2 separate regions of the Homo sapiens genome follow, and region 1 is linked to region 2. Evidence: chromatin loops called from intact Hi-C (ENCODE). Cell type or tissue: MCF 10A. All regions are shown on one strand. Each heading gives the region's core, and the rest is flanking DNA. Links, peaks and the distances in the headings are about the cores only.

The links. A loop is a pair of places that touch in the nucleus more often than their neighbours do. Peaks named below come from ENCODE experiments on the same cell type or tissue, not always from the same donor. Only the 100,000 strongest peaks of a DNase experiment are listed, where the experiment ranks them.
Region 1: a loop joins it to region 2, with 1.9 times the contacts of the local background. A loop is called at or near these places in 1 of 110 quality-filtered maps.

What each region holds. Positions count from the first base shown.
Region 1 is chr16:51,404,451-51,412,787 of GRCh38, reverse strand. LOC102723323 (a long non-coding RNA gene) reads left to right here. Exons shown (of 4, transcript XR_933558.3): 3 at 8,160-8,286. Among named protein-coding and RNA genes, the nearest start is that of HNRNPA1L3, 240 kb to the left of the region's middle. In MCF 10A, for the core only: no CTCF peak of the experiment used is centred there; DNase peaks (open chromatin) are centred at 3,597 and 4,317.
Region 2 is chr16:51,535,436-51,543,772 of GRCh38, reverse strand. No RefSeq gene overlaps it. Among named protein-coding and RNA genes, the nearest start is that of HNRNPA1L3, 110 kb to the left of the region's middle. RefSeq lists enhancers at 1-959, 3,267-3,880, 3,881-4,495. In MCF 10A, for the core only: no CTCF peak of the experiment used is centred there; DNase peaks (open chromatin) are centred at 3,282, 4,572 and 4,892.

The DNA of each region.
Region 1 (8,337 bases), core at 52-8,051, 130 kb after region 2:
ACTGAGATCTCTGAGTACAGTATATTTCTGGTAAGGACTCAATATCTGCTAACAGTGTATTGAGCAATGCATCTGAAAAAAGCACATGGGTTTTAAAGTGGGATTCCCCCAAATTCTCTGTAATTGAAGTCAACTATTGAGTGCCTACTAGGTGCTGAGCCCAGTTCTAGAGGCTGCTGGCAGGATGAAGAATGAAAAGAGAGTAAATATTAACAAATAACATCCAGACTTCAAGGACATCAGAGTGGAGTTGGGGGAAATGGTCATGTTTACATCTCAGAATAATGCAAGAAAAATTAATAAGTGCTTATCTAGGTGTAATGAAAGCCTGGAGCCTTCATGAAGGAGAAATAAAGACATTCTGTTTATAGGATTAGGCAAGGAAATTAAAGAGGTCTGGACAAACACCACAGAATAACAGTTCTTGAGCTGGGCATTGCAGAATGAGATGGGCAAAGAATGAAGAAATGACACTTCCAGCTAAGAGAACAGCATAATCAAGGGAACAGAGTCTCCCAAAATGCATTTTGTACTAGAAATGGTAGGGAAAAACCAAAAGTGGCAAGGACTTTGATTATATAGGGGAAGGTGATAGGGAATAGGGCTCATATGTTGATCGTATCAGTCATTATGGCAACACCTGCCATTTACTGAGTACCGGTTGTCTTCTTGACTCTGAAGTAAATAACTCATTAATAAAAGCAAATCTCTGTTAAGATGTAGAAAGGACTTACCATGTCAGGCACTGTGTTAAGCACTTGATGTGCATGTACATTGCTAGCAAATAAGCTGTGTACGCTGTTGGAGATTTTTGTTTTCTCTGTTCTGCTTCTGAACAGATTTGTAATACACCGAAATATTCTTCAAGCAGTGCAGTAGGTGAACCCATGAACTTTCAAGACAGCTCCACATTTCACCAACTGTGTGACTCAGGACTAGTTACTCTCCCTTCTCGAAGCTCAGTTTCCTCATCTATAAAATGAGAGATGCAGTTAAATTAGTGCCTTCCCAAGGTGATTGAGAAAAGTAAATAAGAGACTACCTGAAAAGCACCTGGTATGGAGCCTGGCCATGGTAAACACTTACTAACTGCTAATTATTATTACCATTCCACCACCAGCAGTTTACTGAAGGCCAATGAAGCTATCCTGAGAACCTACTGGAAACTGAGAGATAACACTGCATTTCTTTGCCTGTTTTTTACCACCTGATGTGTTGATCCTTTTTTCAAATTATCAGCTAAAAGGTTGAACTTGATGACTTCAAAAAAAAGAACTTGATGACTTCAATATACTTCTCGCTTTGAAATGCCCATTTTTCACTACCCCATGCAAATACCCCTCCTCCAGGAAGCCTTGCCAGTTCTCTTCCACCTACAAAGCTCTTCCTCTCTACTGAATGCTTAGCTGTTGCTCATCTTAAGCTGTTCACCATTATGTGATTGGGCCAAGGAGAAGAGTATCTCATCTACACCCTCTGAGCCCTCAGAGTACCTTGGGGCAGAGTAGGGTGTGTGGGATGGAGGTGAACATGATATCAGGGAGCTCTGGCAGGCACTGGCTCATCCTGCACCCATAAACACCCACCCAACCAGTTATCAGCCACTCTCCTATCTTTCATACCCATCTTCCTTCTCAGAGTTCCACATCAAGACTGAATTTTCACTCCTGAAGCCATTTTCTTTAGACAGGGTCTCATCTGTCACCCATGCTAGAGTATAATGACACAATCATGGCTCACTGCAGCCTCAGGTGACCCTTTCACCTCAATCTCCCTAGCAGCTGGGATTACAGGTGCATACCACTACACCTGGCTAATTTTTTGCATTTTCAATAGACAGAGGCTTTTGACGTGTTGCCCAGGCTGGTCTCGAACTCCTGAGCTCAAATTATCCCTCCCACTTTGGCCTCCCAAAGTGCTGGGATTACAGGCATAAGCCACCGTGGCTGGTCCCTGAGGCCACTTTCTTCTTGAAAATTGTATTTTTCTGATGAAAATATGCCATTATTCATCTTTCATTGTCTCTTGATTCACTATCACTTATGTTTTAAGGTGTTTGGGGTTTAGGGCTTTTTTAAAAAGAATCATCAAGTATTTAAATCAATCTCTCTCCTTTTTATTGATAGAGACTCAAGCCTACTGATTAACTTTTCAATCAAAGCTGCCTGCAACACACAAGGCAACTGCAATTGCAGCTTTGGCGACAACTGAAGTAGTCATTTAGCTGACTTCTTCTCTGTTTCTAGTTACCCCTCTGTGCTGAATCTGTACGTCTGTGATTTCATAGCCTTCACAGAATCCTCTATATATGTTAGGATTATTACTCTCCACTTTTTCCATTTGAGAAAATGGAAGATCAGAGATGGTAACTAGCTTGTCAAAAGTCACACAGCCAATAAATGGCAGAGTTAAGGAACTAATCTGGCCACCAGGAGTCCACTCCCTTGGCCACTAGTCCACTGGGTTCATCACCTTCTCTTCTGTTTGCATTCACTGAGAACTCATTGAGGGCAGTGGTTTTGTCTCTTTTATAGTTGCCTAGCAGCCTGGCACCACGTAGGTGCTCAAAATGTTCAAATCAGTTGTTCTTTCTAGAAATAAGTGCCTAATCTGGGTCAGACCAGTTCTAGATCAGTGGGTGAGGGGTCTGAAGGGGGATAGAGCAGTAAATAAGGTAGCACAGGTCTCAGTCCTCATGAGGCTTAAGTTGCATTCAGTGGAGCATTCTGCTTTAACTCTTGGTTTGCTCTGATAAACTCATTGTTTTGCGGACCTTTGCTTAATGCGGATTATCTGGTTTTCTGGGGATCAGAATCATAAATCTGACTACTCCTGTCCAGGCTGGGAGGTGCACGTTGGTCTTGATCACTACCCCGGGCAGTTGCCTGCTGTGACCCCTGCTTCTTTTCTTCCAGAATGTATTAGGTTGATGCAAAAGTAATTGCAGTTTTTGCCATTGAAAATAATGGCATAACCTGCATTACTTTTGCACCTACTTAATAGAATACAAAGATACCCCAATCCGCTTAGGGGATGGTAGAGAAAGAAACAAAAGAAGGAGCACCTTGGCAATGAAGCTACAGAAAGGAGGGCTGGAGATGGGGAGTCTCCCTGCTGGAGAGTCTGCCTCTCCTTCTTTGCAGTTGAATTGAGGAGTGTTTTAAGCCTACTTTGTTTGCCATCAACATCAAAATGTCTTTCTTGATTGTAAACTTCTGGAAAGTGAGACAGAGAACATGTGTGGTTACGCAAATGGCCCTGTGATATCAGTTCACTATTCCCACAGCAGATGGCTGGCTATCTGTGGCCTGAATTCAATCATCCTTTTGAAATCTTTGCTAACTTGCTCATCCTTTCTGGGAGTCAGCTTTTCTATCAGTAAAATGAGAGTGTGTACTCCAGGCTCCTCCCAGAAGTAGCTGTATGGCTTTCTCCTGGGTCCCCTACCATGTGTTAGGATATTCTGTGATGCTTCAGTGAAAGTAGCTGGTGCTGCAGAGGTCTCCACTGGGAATGAGAAGCAAATCCTTAGGGAACTGTTGGTCTTCCACAAGCAGTGATACACACCCATGACTGGCACCCAGGCAAGTCTTGCCAAACCGCATCATGTTACCCGTTCATTTCAGGGCCAGGAGCCTTTTGTCAAGGAAGGTAAGGAAGAGCTTCTGACAATGACGGCCAAGTTCTCGTTGACTCAAGTTTCAATCTTCACACTGATTTCTATTCTCATTATTTAATTTCCTCCTCATCAGACAGAATTAAATACCAAATACCATTCCCAGGTCTTCTAAAGTCCAATTGCCCAAATGCTTTGTTTCCAACTTACATAAAAGTTTAAATTTCCTCTTCCCTTGCTCAAATTTCTGCCAAAACAGTCATCAGCAATGAAATTTTTGAAGATAATTAGCACATCAGATGTCTGTAATAAGCTAATCATGTATTTCTTGGATTGTACTTCTCTGGTTAGCTGTTATTAATCACAAATATTATTCATGTCATTTGAAATATTCCTGTTGGCGGATGTTTTCATCCTTGAAGAATTCCAGCTAAAAGTCTTTAGCTACGGATGCAGACCCTTCCCCCCACTCCAGCCCCACCCAACCGTGAGAGGCAAGATTCAATCGTGTCTTGTTGAACAGGGTTAACCTTCAGGGGAAACAGCATTAAGGGAAGTAATTATCCATTCACACTGAGCTGGCTACAAATAAAGTGAGAAAATCACCTTCTCAGAACTCACATGAAAAACATAATGTAGTTAATATTAAATAAAGGGATTGGGTAACCTGGCCTCTTTTTACAGTGTGTGCTTATGTGTCCTTGATCAGGGGCTGTTTTGTTTATGATTAATGAATGACTCACCTTGGGCTGTGTTCCGTTCAATGCATACCTCATTATGAATTTGAAGAGGTCATTTCTTTCTTGGATTTAAAATAAGAATCTCTTTGTACATTCAGAAAGTTAAGAGTTTGATATTGGTGAAAAATTAGGGCAAAAAGAACTGGGGGGCATTTGCTTTGGGTTATTTCTGTTGTTGTTGCTGTTGTTGTTGTTCTCATTGTTGGCTTATAATGTTCAGAATTTGGAGAAAAATTCTAAGCCCGGGCTCTCATTTTAAAGTAGATCCTAAAATTATGTGGCTTAGGCTCAACTTATCTGTGGCAGTAGTACTGCCCTACAGTGCTGTGAATCAGAAGGGCTTGATGTCTCACCTCATAAGGGCTGTCCAGGCTGCTCCAGGAGGGGCTTGTGGAGGGGGGTTCAAATGGCACAAACATAAATTAAAAAGAAACAAAATCTGAGGCCCCAGTATTCAGAAAGGGCATATAGTCCAGCAGCCTCTCTTTTAATGTCTTCTTTTTTCTTTAAAGCTGTGTTTTCTGTTCATTACAGTTTAATTTCATTTATACTTAATGTCAGAATGAGTAGTAGATTGCAATGTAATTTACCAAACCCTACAAAACCCAATTTTGATGCAGAAGGTCATAACTGGGTTAAAAACTGTATGTGTATGCCTATTTTTTTTTCACAAGATCCCTGACAAAGCCATCTGATAAGAAAATATGTATCTCTTTGTCATTTTATATATGTAAGTGCATGCACATGCACAAACATACACACCAAGCACACCCACAAACACATATATCAGAGGAAGATAGATGATAGATAGGCAGATATCAATCTGCAAGTATAGATTTTGTTTTTTAATTAAGACAAGAGGGTTACTACCCAGGAGAGGGAACTTCTATGTTTGAGACACAGCCCCAAGGTGGTAGGAGGTGAACACTTTCAGAATGACCATCATTTCCACCTGTGCACACACAAACATGTGGTTTGACCACCGGTGGGCCCCACCACAACTCAGTTAATGATCTTTCCACAGGGGTATGTGTGTTCACTGTGCATCCAAATGAGGGCTTGTCACGCAGAAATAAAAGCACATGCACAAACAGGCCTTGGCAGTTGACTAAGGATACCCACTTCACGGTAGACATAGTTCATTAGTCACCTAGCCAGCTTTTTAAAAAAGTCAAGTTATTTCTTTATGTGTGAGAGAAACTATGTCCTTTGATCATAGCCGTTAAGATGGGATTAAATAACAGCAAATCTCAGAGACCCAAGCATTACTCCTGGCTCTATCATTAACTGGCCATGTGACCTTGGGCAGGTCATTTTCCCTCACTGGGCATCCGGGGCTGTTTCTGTAAAAGGAAGGCTTTGGACTAGGTAGACCTTAACATTGTTCCTTAACATCAATGTTCTATGATTTTTTTCCTAGTAATTATGCCCTTCCCATCAATATTCTATGATTCTGTTAAAATACAAGAATAGCTGACACAACATAGGAAACACCTCCACCTCAAAATGTCGTCTTGGTGGATGTCTTGCTGTTTCACAAATTAAAAGCAGAAGATCAATGTCTTTCTTGTCTTTCATCATAACCGCCATCTGTCTCTCAGGCCTATGAGCACCTACCACACACTAAGTACATTCAGGTTTTGTTGGTTACTCTCATGAAGTACGGTCATGGTAGAGTACCAGACAGGCCACTTAAATGACAACAAACAAATATAGTTTCTACAGCTAGAAATATAACTCTCTTTTATTTTCTAACTTCACCATGAAAACATGATAACTGGAATTGTGTGACTGCTAAGGAAAACACCAAGCATAATCTTTTCAGAGATTTTTTTTTTTTTTTTTTGAGACAGGGTCTCTCTGTCACTCAGGCTGGAGTGCAGTGGTGCATTCATGGCTCACTACAGACTTGACCTTCTTGGCTGAAGCAATCATCCCACCTCAGCCTCCCAAATAGTTGGACTACAGGAACACACCACCATGCCTGGCTAATTTTTGTATTTTTTTTTTTGGAAAGCTGGGGTCTCACTGTGCTGTCCAGGCTGGTCTCAAACTCCTGAGCTCAAATGATCCACCCACCTCAGCCTCCCAAAGTGTTAAGATTACAGGTGCGAGCCACTGCACCCAGCTTAGACATTTTTTTCTTTATAGACAGTAATACAATTTGGCAACTTCCAAAACAAAGTGAATGTTCAAGAAATGTAGCAAAGTTTCATAGGAAAGTTTCCTCAAATTACCATGAAACATTTTTTAAAAGATTCAGGACCCAAACAGTAATAATAAGTTTTTTAAAATGTATTACAAAATTAGAATTTGAATGGAGCAAAGATCTTTATTTTAAATCAGGGGTGTCCAATATTTTGGCTCCCCTGGGCCATATTGGAAGAGGAAGAATTGTCCTGGGCCACACATAAAATACCCTAACAGTACTGATAGCTGATGAACTAAACAAAAAAGGAAACAAATTTCAAGAAAATCTCATAGTGTTTTAAGAAAATTTACAAATTTGTGTTGAGTTGCATTCAAAGCCATCCTGGGCCACATGTGGCTCACAGGTCCCGAGTTGGACAAGCTTGTTTTAAATGATCACTCCACACTCAAAAAACAGCTCCCACCAGTTTGAGAAAATGGAAAAGCGACCAGAAAGTGGTGTGCAAATCAATGTTATTATATGTAACACTGATAGCCGTTATCTAGCTAGTTAAGCCAGCATGGAAACACTAAAACCCCAAAACAAACAAACAGACGAACAAAAAACCCTCTTGATTTTACATTAAGACTTTGTGTATGCTGTTCACTTTCATTATTACAAAATGGTTGCTGTAGCTCCAGAAGCCCCACCCAGTGACTTTTTCCTACATTTCATTGGCCACAGCTTCCTCCCTTGGAAAAAGGAGGTTGAACAGGGATTGGCTCAGCTATCCATCAGCATGTGCCACACTTATTCAGTATCACACAGGTAATGAATGACAAAGTCAACTGTCTAAAAATGCTTGGTGGTATTTCTTTCTTTCATTAACACCAGTGAGTTCCCTAATATGCTTGTTTCCTAGGAACCCCAAACTTGAGGGCCTGGGGCATTTTTCTTCTTACAGGGTTTACCTTATCTTTTATGGGGATTCAGATGTATGAGATGAATGTGACTACTCTGATCTTACCCGCTTTAATGAACAGAGGACCGAATCACTTCACTTGCTTTCTCCTGTACACCTCCCCTACCTCCTTCTTCCCAACTCAGAGCAAGACCTCCCCAAGCTTTTATGTGAAGATGGCTGTGGAATATGATTTGTATTGCCTTTCCATCAAGCGGGAGAAAAGACAGAACTCAACTGACACAATAAGATTAGAGTGAGGAGATGGGAGCCAAAAATTCCTTCATTTGGCCAGCACTGTGGTTCATGCCTGTAATCCCAGCACTTTGGGAGGCCGAGACGGGTGGATCATTTGAGGTCAGGAGTTCAAGACCAGCCTGGCCAACATGGTGAAACCCCGTCTCTACTAAAAATACAAAAATTAGCCAGGCATGGTGACTAATTTCAGCTACTGGAGGCTGAGGCAGGAGAATCGCTTGAACCTGGGAGGTGGAGGTTGCAGTGAGCCGAGATTGCACCACTGGACTCCAGCCTGGGTGACAGAGTAAGACTCAGTCTCAAAAAAAAAAAATTCCTTCATTTGAACTGGTGAGTCTCCCTAGAGGATGCTTGTTGATTTCTCCAGTCTGCATTTGTTTCTGCTTTTGTTAATAGAACTCACTTTTCTTTTGCAGAAACATTCACTTTTCTTTTGCACTTTCCTTTTCTCAGTCCATGGAGTTCCTGGTGACTAATGCCATCCACAAGATCTGAAGGTGTTGTGTAACCTAGACCTGGCCCTTCTCTCAGTGCATCCCCCTCTCCAGAGTGACCAACTCAGAGAGGTCATGTGCTTAAGGTGAGCCAAAGACAATTTTTCATAGATCTTTGCTGAAACTTTAGAGAAAAG
Region 2 (8,337 bases), core at 84-8,083:
TGCAAATTCAGAATATCACAATGTGATATGGAAAAAAAATGTAAACCATGTTACAAAAGCTCTGTCATCAAGAAATGTTATTGTTGTTTGAATGGTAGGAACCATCTGGGTCTCTCTTAATGACCGGGGGCCCCTCTGTGCATGGGTACAGATGCTTCTTTTGTTATTGGTGCTATTTTGTAAATAGTTAAAATATTTACCAAGGCACCTCTGAGCTGGAGCTATCCCATTTTATTATTTATACCTTTTCAGAGGGACAAAAATGGAGGTGTCCACTAAACGTGATGGATTAGGCTTATAAACAGCCATTATGGCCGTCAAACCTCACATGTCAGCTCCCCCTTTGTGTCTGCGCATTTCTAAGCTAACCAGTGATCCATGCATAAGATAGAAGGTTAAGAATGCGCAGAGAAAAGGAGTGTTGACTCCAAGCAAGATGTATCTTCTGCTGATTAGAAATACAGCTGTAGAAAGTGAGGGGGACGCCAGGCAAGAGGCGAGAAAAAGGGACTTGTGTGTGCATGAGTGTATGCGTATGCATGTGTGTGTGTATGTGTGTGTGCGCGCGTGTGTGTGTTTGCAGGCAGAAGGGAGAGAACTGGGGAGGTGCAGAAGTCACTGCAACCTGACACGCTGCATTTCAGTTTTCACAATTTCAGGCTGAAAATCTGCAAGGCCTCTACCTGCCAGCATCCCTCAGCTGTTTCCTTAACTGACTGCAGCTGGTTTTTGTTTTCCCAAGATAAAAATCAGGAAATGCAAAAATTAAATAGGATTTGAGAAGAAAAAGGATGGGCCCTGGGTAAGAAGAAAAAGAGTGAGCCAGCAGTTACCAAGACTTGTTGACAGAGGGATATTCCATCTTGTCGTAATTAAGTTTTAAAAAATCTTAAAATAGGGTGAGGCGAGTGGCAACCCATGCGGCAGGTGATCCTGCGCAATGCCTAGGAGCTAAACTGGAGTGACTTATTCACAAAAGTGAGATTTGAAAATCCTAGATAAAGTTACATGGAAGGGAAAATGAGGTATTTTTAAATCAAACTACTTTATAATTCATAAAGGATGCATTGTAAATCCAATTAATGAAAGGAACCAAAGTAACTTGTCTTGCAGGTAAAGAGGTGAATGTAAATTATGTTTTTTGGCCATGATGGCTGCACATGTATTGGAAAAAGTTTCTGTCAAAAACTGGCTTCCATTATATTTTTACCCTTAAGTCCCAGCTCCTTTAATCTCTGAGAGTTTGTCTCTGATTTCCTGCCATGCCACAAACTCCAGCCTACAAATTCGTCCCTCACTCTCTCTCAAAGAGAAGCTGTGGAATTAAGAGGCAAAGGAGCTCATGCTTTTGAAAAGATCAGGCACGGAGTGGCTGAAATATCATCTAGCCACTCTAAATGTAGATTGGAATTTTAATTTTGGTAAAGTATTTCCTAGCCATCTCCTCTAAAAATCTAAATAAGAAATGATGACCTCATTTATGTATGTATTTATTTATATAGTTATTTATTCACTGTGGGACTTGGATCAAAACTTACTGATGTAACAATAGAAAATTATATTTATCTGCCGTTTTGCAAAGAAAGGAGAAAAGAACATTTGGAAAATACAAAGACCGAAGCAAACTTCCTCTTTTGACTCAGGGGGCTGTTCCATCCTAAAAGTCTGTCTTTGGGTCTCTGGTCACCTTTAAGCATCTCCTAGAGAAAGCCCCTCCTCTAGCCCCTCTGCCTTCAGGCTGGTGTCTGCCACATTAGTATGCTGGTGCACCAACTAATTTGCCTCTATAAATGCTGGGATCTGAATCACACCACTGTTGTGGCCAGAGACTAAATTTCTCTCATCACTCTCTTTGGAGGAAAAGAAAGAAAGAAAAAGAAACACACACACACACACACACACACACACACACACACACACGTTTTCTAAACAACATTCTTACTCAAGCTACACTCATTGACGTTATAAGCCCAGTGGATCACGATTTGGCTCATTAAGAAGCATGGTCTATGAAATGAACACTCAATAAATCTCCCATAAGACAGTAATTTTACTTTTTGTTCACAATTATAAGTAATAATAATAATTCTTATCAGCCCCCCCTCACATAACAAACACAAAAGCCTAACTAGGCTCACTTAATGGTTCCCTTGGCAAACTCTAAAAAGCAACCACAGGAGTATGCCTTATAGCTGATTCCTCCTCCACTTAATCGCTCCCATTCATGAATGAATTAGAATTTTCTGTAACTCAGAATATGTTAATTAAGCAAGAAGAACTTGGAAAGTTAAACTGTTATACCAAGCAGTTTGGGTAAACATTGTATATGTTTATACAAAAATGAACGGCATATATGTTGCCTATCACATAGTTCATAGGACCCTCAGATGTATAGAAGCCACTAATTGAATTGCTCCCATGGCCCCTGCTCTCCTAATAACACACACATACACACACACACACACACACACACAACTATATTGAAGCCTAAAAAAACCACAACACCTCCAGAAGGCATATTTTTCTGTCCTCTTAGCCATAGGCAGCTACTTTAAGAATGGCTGTCACTATTTTCATAAGAAACAGGGAAGACGTGAGTTCCCATTGACACCCCTTTCTCTTTCCGTCTGCTCTAAGGCTTTCAAATATTCCTGAGAAGAGCCTTTCTGTTTGTTTGTTTGTTTGTTTGGTTTGAGACAGGGTCTCACTCTGTCACCCAGGCTGGAGTACAGTGGCAGGATCATGGCTCACTGCAACCTTGACCGCCAGGGCTCAAGCAACCTCCAACCTCAGGCTCCTAAGTAGCTGGAACTACAGGCATGAACCACTATGCCACCACACACAGCTTATTTATTTATTTGTGTAGCTACAGGGTTTCACCATGTACCCCAGGCTGGTCTTGAACTTCTGGGCTCAAGCAATTCTCCCATCTCCGCCTCCCAAAGTGTTAGAGTTACAGATGTGAGCCTCCATGCCGGGTGAGAAGAGCCATTTCTAGAAGCCCATCTGGCCTGTGTCTACTTTAGGGATACTGGGCATCGGACCAAATCACCAGTTTAAAAAAAAAATCCTCAGATAGGATTGTAAGATTTTGTAAATAAAAATATGGGATGCCCCAGTTAAACTTGAATTTCAGGCAACCAAATAATTTGTTAGTATAATTGCATCCCCATATAATATTTGGTGTATACTTCTCTAACACCACTACCCTGAGAAAGCCCGAGCCTGGTGACTCCAGGAGAGTGACTCACCCTGGGCATCTTATTTCTTACTTTGTGATTTTAATTAACAAAGAAAGTGCTGAGTGAAACCACAGATGTCCAGGTTTCTCAATGAGACACAACAACTCTCTGAGGAAGGTGTCTCAATGTGGGGCAGGAAGGCAGAAGCAGACCATTAGAGGCTGCCCCCAGCAACAAACCAGAGCTCACACCTAGTCTCAAATGTTGCTCACAGCCCAAGGAGGTCGGACTTTTATTATCTCCATTTTATAGACAAGAAAACTGAGGCACAGTTTCCAAAGCCAGGCAGCTATAACACAGAGATTTTGCCCCAGAGAGTCTGGCTTGAGACTCTACACTTAAAATAAAAATAATACCAAGCCAGAACATTAACAATTTAATTTTCCAAAGGACCTAAACTGCACATGTATACTAAAATGGAAATGGTTGCAGCCTCATGGCCTGCACCCGCCGCTGCCTCTCCCACTGAGCTGTTAGTGCCTGGACCATGCTTGGCCAGCCCAGTGAGGAATCCAGTGCTGGAAACATGGTGGAGAGAAACATGCGTGAACCCCAGAGAGGAATGGGACAATGCGGGGGGGTACCCTGTTATGCCCCCACCAGAGTCCTGCCCCCGACCCACCTCATTTCTCCCAACCTACAGGGGCAGAGAGCAATGAAAAATATTGAGAATGCAGGCTTAAATGAGGAACTCTGGCAAAAAAATCCTTTTCTCTAATTTAAAGACCACCCAGGTGTGTGCTGGTCTGTCCCCATTTTAGGGTCTTTGCCTCTTGCTTTTCAGCAAGAAAAGAAACAGATGTGATCCCCATTCATCCCTAATGGAGACAGAAGGGGAGGGAGGACCTGGGCAGTGTGGGGAGCTCGGGGCTGTCTCTGGCCTGGAAATTCTGTCTTGTAGGAGGGGGACAGTAACTTCCACAGCGTTTAAGCCTGCCTGTATTTGTCACCTGTCAGCTCAAAGTCCAGCACATAGTATGCAATCAATACACATATGTTCAATCTCTTTAAAATTAAATAATGCAATCAAAAGTCTTGGTGGTGCCCAGGGCATGGGCTGGTGACTGGCCTGGCCTTGGGACTTGGAGCCTGACCACAGGAGTCTCACTTGGTTGGAGTCACCAGTTGATGGGTTGGGGGTGGGGTGCTGGCTTCCCCTCACTCCCACCCTGGACTGGGTCAGCTCAGAGTGTCCTGGACAATTATCCCCAAAGGGGAAAAAAAGTCCTGTTCAACAAATCCTCAACTTTTGTCTCCTCTGGGGCTGCAGACCGTGGTACCTCTTATTCAGCCCTCCCTCTCCCCCATCCTGTGCCTGGGACGTTCTGTGGTTATGAGTCAATGATCAGACAGGAAAAGGGCACGCTTACTATAGGGGAGGAGGATTCAGCAGGGCTCTGGGCTTTGATGCCGGTTCTCTTACATCCTGAATGCATGAAAGGCTATGGGAGGGAGAGGAAGAAATATAAAAGCAGAAAGGAAGAAAATGTTATTAAAAAAAAAGTTGAAGGGGAAAAGAAGTGCCTGGTTTGAAATGTTGTTAAGTATCATCGACAAATATCTCCAGGAGACAAAAGCTAGTTAAAAACTGAGTTGAGATAAGCCATCTCCTTCAGTGACTCATCTTCCTAGGGAATAATGGCAAAGAGGCGGTGTTTAGGAGAGAACTGATGTGCAAATAGCAGTGTCCCTGAAGCTGGGGTTAATTACAGGAAGGACTTCCAGGGTAGTTGTTGATACATAGCACTGGCAGCAGAGCCTTGCATCACAGGCTAGGAAGGCAGCTCTCCGCCATTTGAATAGGGTCCCCAAACACTGTCCCAGAGGCAGGGGCCTGGGTGGCTCCCCAAATGCGTTCTTCAGAGAAGCCTCATGCCCAGGCCATGTTGCTTTGTGGGCTGACCCGGCATCCCTACCACCCTAGTCCAAGAACGCTCCCACTCAGTCCAGCCCCTGAAAATGTATCTGTAAATAAACCAGAAATAAAATGTTGTTTGCCATGCTGTTGGAAATTAAAAACTTCAGTCCAAGGATTGGCAAGCAGCACCTCCAAACCATCAGCTAAGTCAAGTCTGGCTGTGGAAAATGGAGATTATTGTCTCAGAGAAACCATTTTTGTACCAGGATACACCTCAAGCAGCTTTGCCTTGCACCATGCCCCACCTCCCAACTTTTTTTTTTTTTTTAGATGGAGTCTTGCTCTGTTGCCAGGCTGGAGTGCGGTGGTGCAATCTCGGCTCACTGCAACCTCTGCCTCCTGGGTTCAAGTGATTCTCCTGCCTCAGCCTCCTGAGTAGCTGGGACTACAGGTGCACGCCACCACACCCAGCTAATTTTTTGTATTTTCAGTAGAAACAGGGTTTCACCATGTTGGCCAGGCTGGTCTCGATCTCTTGGCCTTGTGATCCACCCGCCTCAACCTCCCAAAGGGCTGGGATTACAGGCGTGAGCCACCATGCCTGGCCACATCATGCCCCCTTTAAGAGATGAAATAATGCAGTATATCCATATAGGCAAGGACAACTTGTGATAATTGAGCCCAGAAACGTACCCCATCCTGGGCAGGTTTGCAATGGGGACAGGATACCTGAATTAGAAGGAGGAGTCTGGGAAGCACTGAGAACTGTCCATTGAAAGGAAGAAGAAGCCTACATAAAAAAGCACGCACCAGCCAGCTCCCTATGCAGTGGCTCTCTGATACGCACTGATAAAATTTCAGAGGATGCTGAAAGAGCTCAGCCTCCTCTGCTCCTCCTCAGAAAGATAAGGGTGGGGGCTTTTTCCAACTCTCCACAAGCATCTTTTGACAATTCCGCAAAGGCAGTTCTTCAGTGAGGGGCATAAAGCAGATTCTGAGATCAAAGGGCTGCCGCTGGTAAAAACAGAGAGAAGGTGCAGGGAAAATGGCCCGAGGGCTAAGATCAGCCACCAACCTCCTGATCCAGGCCTCAGTTTCCCCACCTATGAAATGATGGGATAATCAAGATGATGTCTCAGCCCTCACATCTGATTTTCTGAAACTTGGGAACTCCTCAAACAGGTAATCTGACCCCGAGGGCAGGAAATCTATTTCACAGTCCCCTTTCTCTCTCCTACCACCTTAAATAATGCCTTTACCATTAGTAAGAACTTAATAAATAAATATTTTGAATGGATCCATGCATGTGTGATCTGTGGCTCTTTCTTTGTCTTTTAAAATAAAAGATTTTTGGGCCAGTATTTGGGGAGGTGGTACTTCTCTTTCTTTCAGTCTTATAGAGTTGCTTCCAAAGACGAAATAAGAATAAATGACTGTAACAGCTAATATTTTTTGTGCTCAAGCACATTGCATACTTATTCTAATTATATCTCAAAATATTCCTGTGTGGAGTGGTTGCTATCATTCTCATGCCACAGGTGAGGAAATGAAGACTCAGAAAGACTAAGGAATGAGGCATTCCAGTGTGTCAGCCCTAGCTCCTTTTGACGAAGAGTCCTTGTGTTTAAGCATCTTCCTTGACTGCAGGGAGTTTTGCTGTGACCCTACCACTGGCTTGCTGAGTGCCCTTGGGTAAGTCAGTGTCCCTACCCAGTTAAAAAGTGCCCCCTTGGCTGGGCGTGGTGGCTCACACCTGTAGTCCAGTACTTTGGGAGGCTGAGGTGGGCAGATCACTAGGTCAGGAGTTCAAGACCAGCCTGGCCAACATGGTGAAACCCCGTCTCTACTAAAAATACAAAAATCAGCTGAGCATGGTGGTGGGCACTTGTAATCCCAGCTGCTCAGGAGGCTGAGGCAGGAGAATCATTTGAGCCCAGGAGGCAGAGGTTGCAGTGAGCTGAAATCATGCCATTGCACTCCAGCCTGGGTGACACAGCAAGACTCTGTCTCAAAAAAAAAAAAAAAGAAAAAAAAGTGCCTCTCTTGAGCTAGTGGTTATCCCTGCTTCCTTCCCAGACTGGCATTTCAGACTTCTTTGTTCAGCACACAGTTATCAGCTCAAATGGGCCCTCCTTAGGAAACTCTTCAATTCTGCCATGCCCTATCTACTTCCCAGTAAGGCAAACCCTTATTGTGGACTGTCCTTTTCACTTCTCTGTCTGCATATTTATGTGAGCATTAAATTCATGGTCCTCTTTTCCACTACACTGCAAGCCTCCCAATCGCTCATGTCTGTCTTGTTCATCACTGTATTCCATCCCTGGAAATTTATCCCCAGACAGGGGCCTGCCATGAAGCCAATGCTCAAAAAATATTTGCCAAACCTTTGCAGAGGCCTCCAATGACTGTGAAATGCACAGACCAGGGAGGGTCAGTTTCCAAGCCATGAGGAGATACATAACCCTAACTCCTTAGAGCAGCAAACTAAGAATGCCTGGCGCCTTAGAAGAGGATGTTGACAGTTAAAAACAAGGCAAAACCAAATCACCTTGGAATCTCTTGCTTAGGAAGAGATGAGCAATATTTGTCTAGTGGGGAGCGAGTTCTCCTGCAGATATTCCCCAAGCATGGTGATGGGAGAGCTGCTCAGCTTGTCTTTTTTTACACAGGCTGAGATGCAGGTGGAACTTGGAAGTGTCTGGTATCAAAATGCTGCTTGGGTAATTGAGCTACCCAAGCCTGTCTGGCAAGGAGGGGGATGCCATTCGGGATGTACACCATCCCCCAGGAACAGATCGTAGCAACCAAGCATGCCCCGAGGAGGGGGGTGCCTTTCTGGTTGTACACAAGAGCCAATAATAAAACACAATGAAGAGGCCTCCCTCCCAGCTGGTTGTGCACGCCCCATTCAGTTGGCTGGGATGGCCGTCTCCCTTTTAAGCGGACTCTCTTCCCCCTCGCCGCCTCCTCCTTGCTTGGTCCTCTAGTCACATACCAGACACGTCTCACAGAGCAGACCCGAAACTCCAGGTGGCAGAATCACAGTTTCATATAAATTAGGCGGGGTAATGCTGTTCAGACACATTTTTTTGTCTAAATCATGCAAAAATAGAACTTTCTCAGGGGCATAAATCTGGCCCAAATCTAAACCTGAATGTGCAATTGACTGGTATAGTTTATAGTACAAACATGGAATTATCTGGAAGTCTTCTGCTTCCAAAGACCATAGCCCATTTT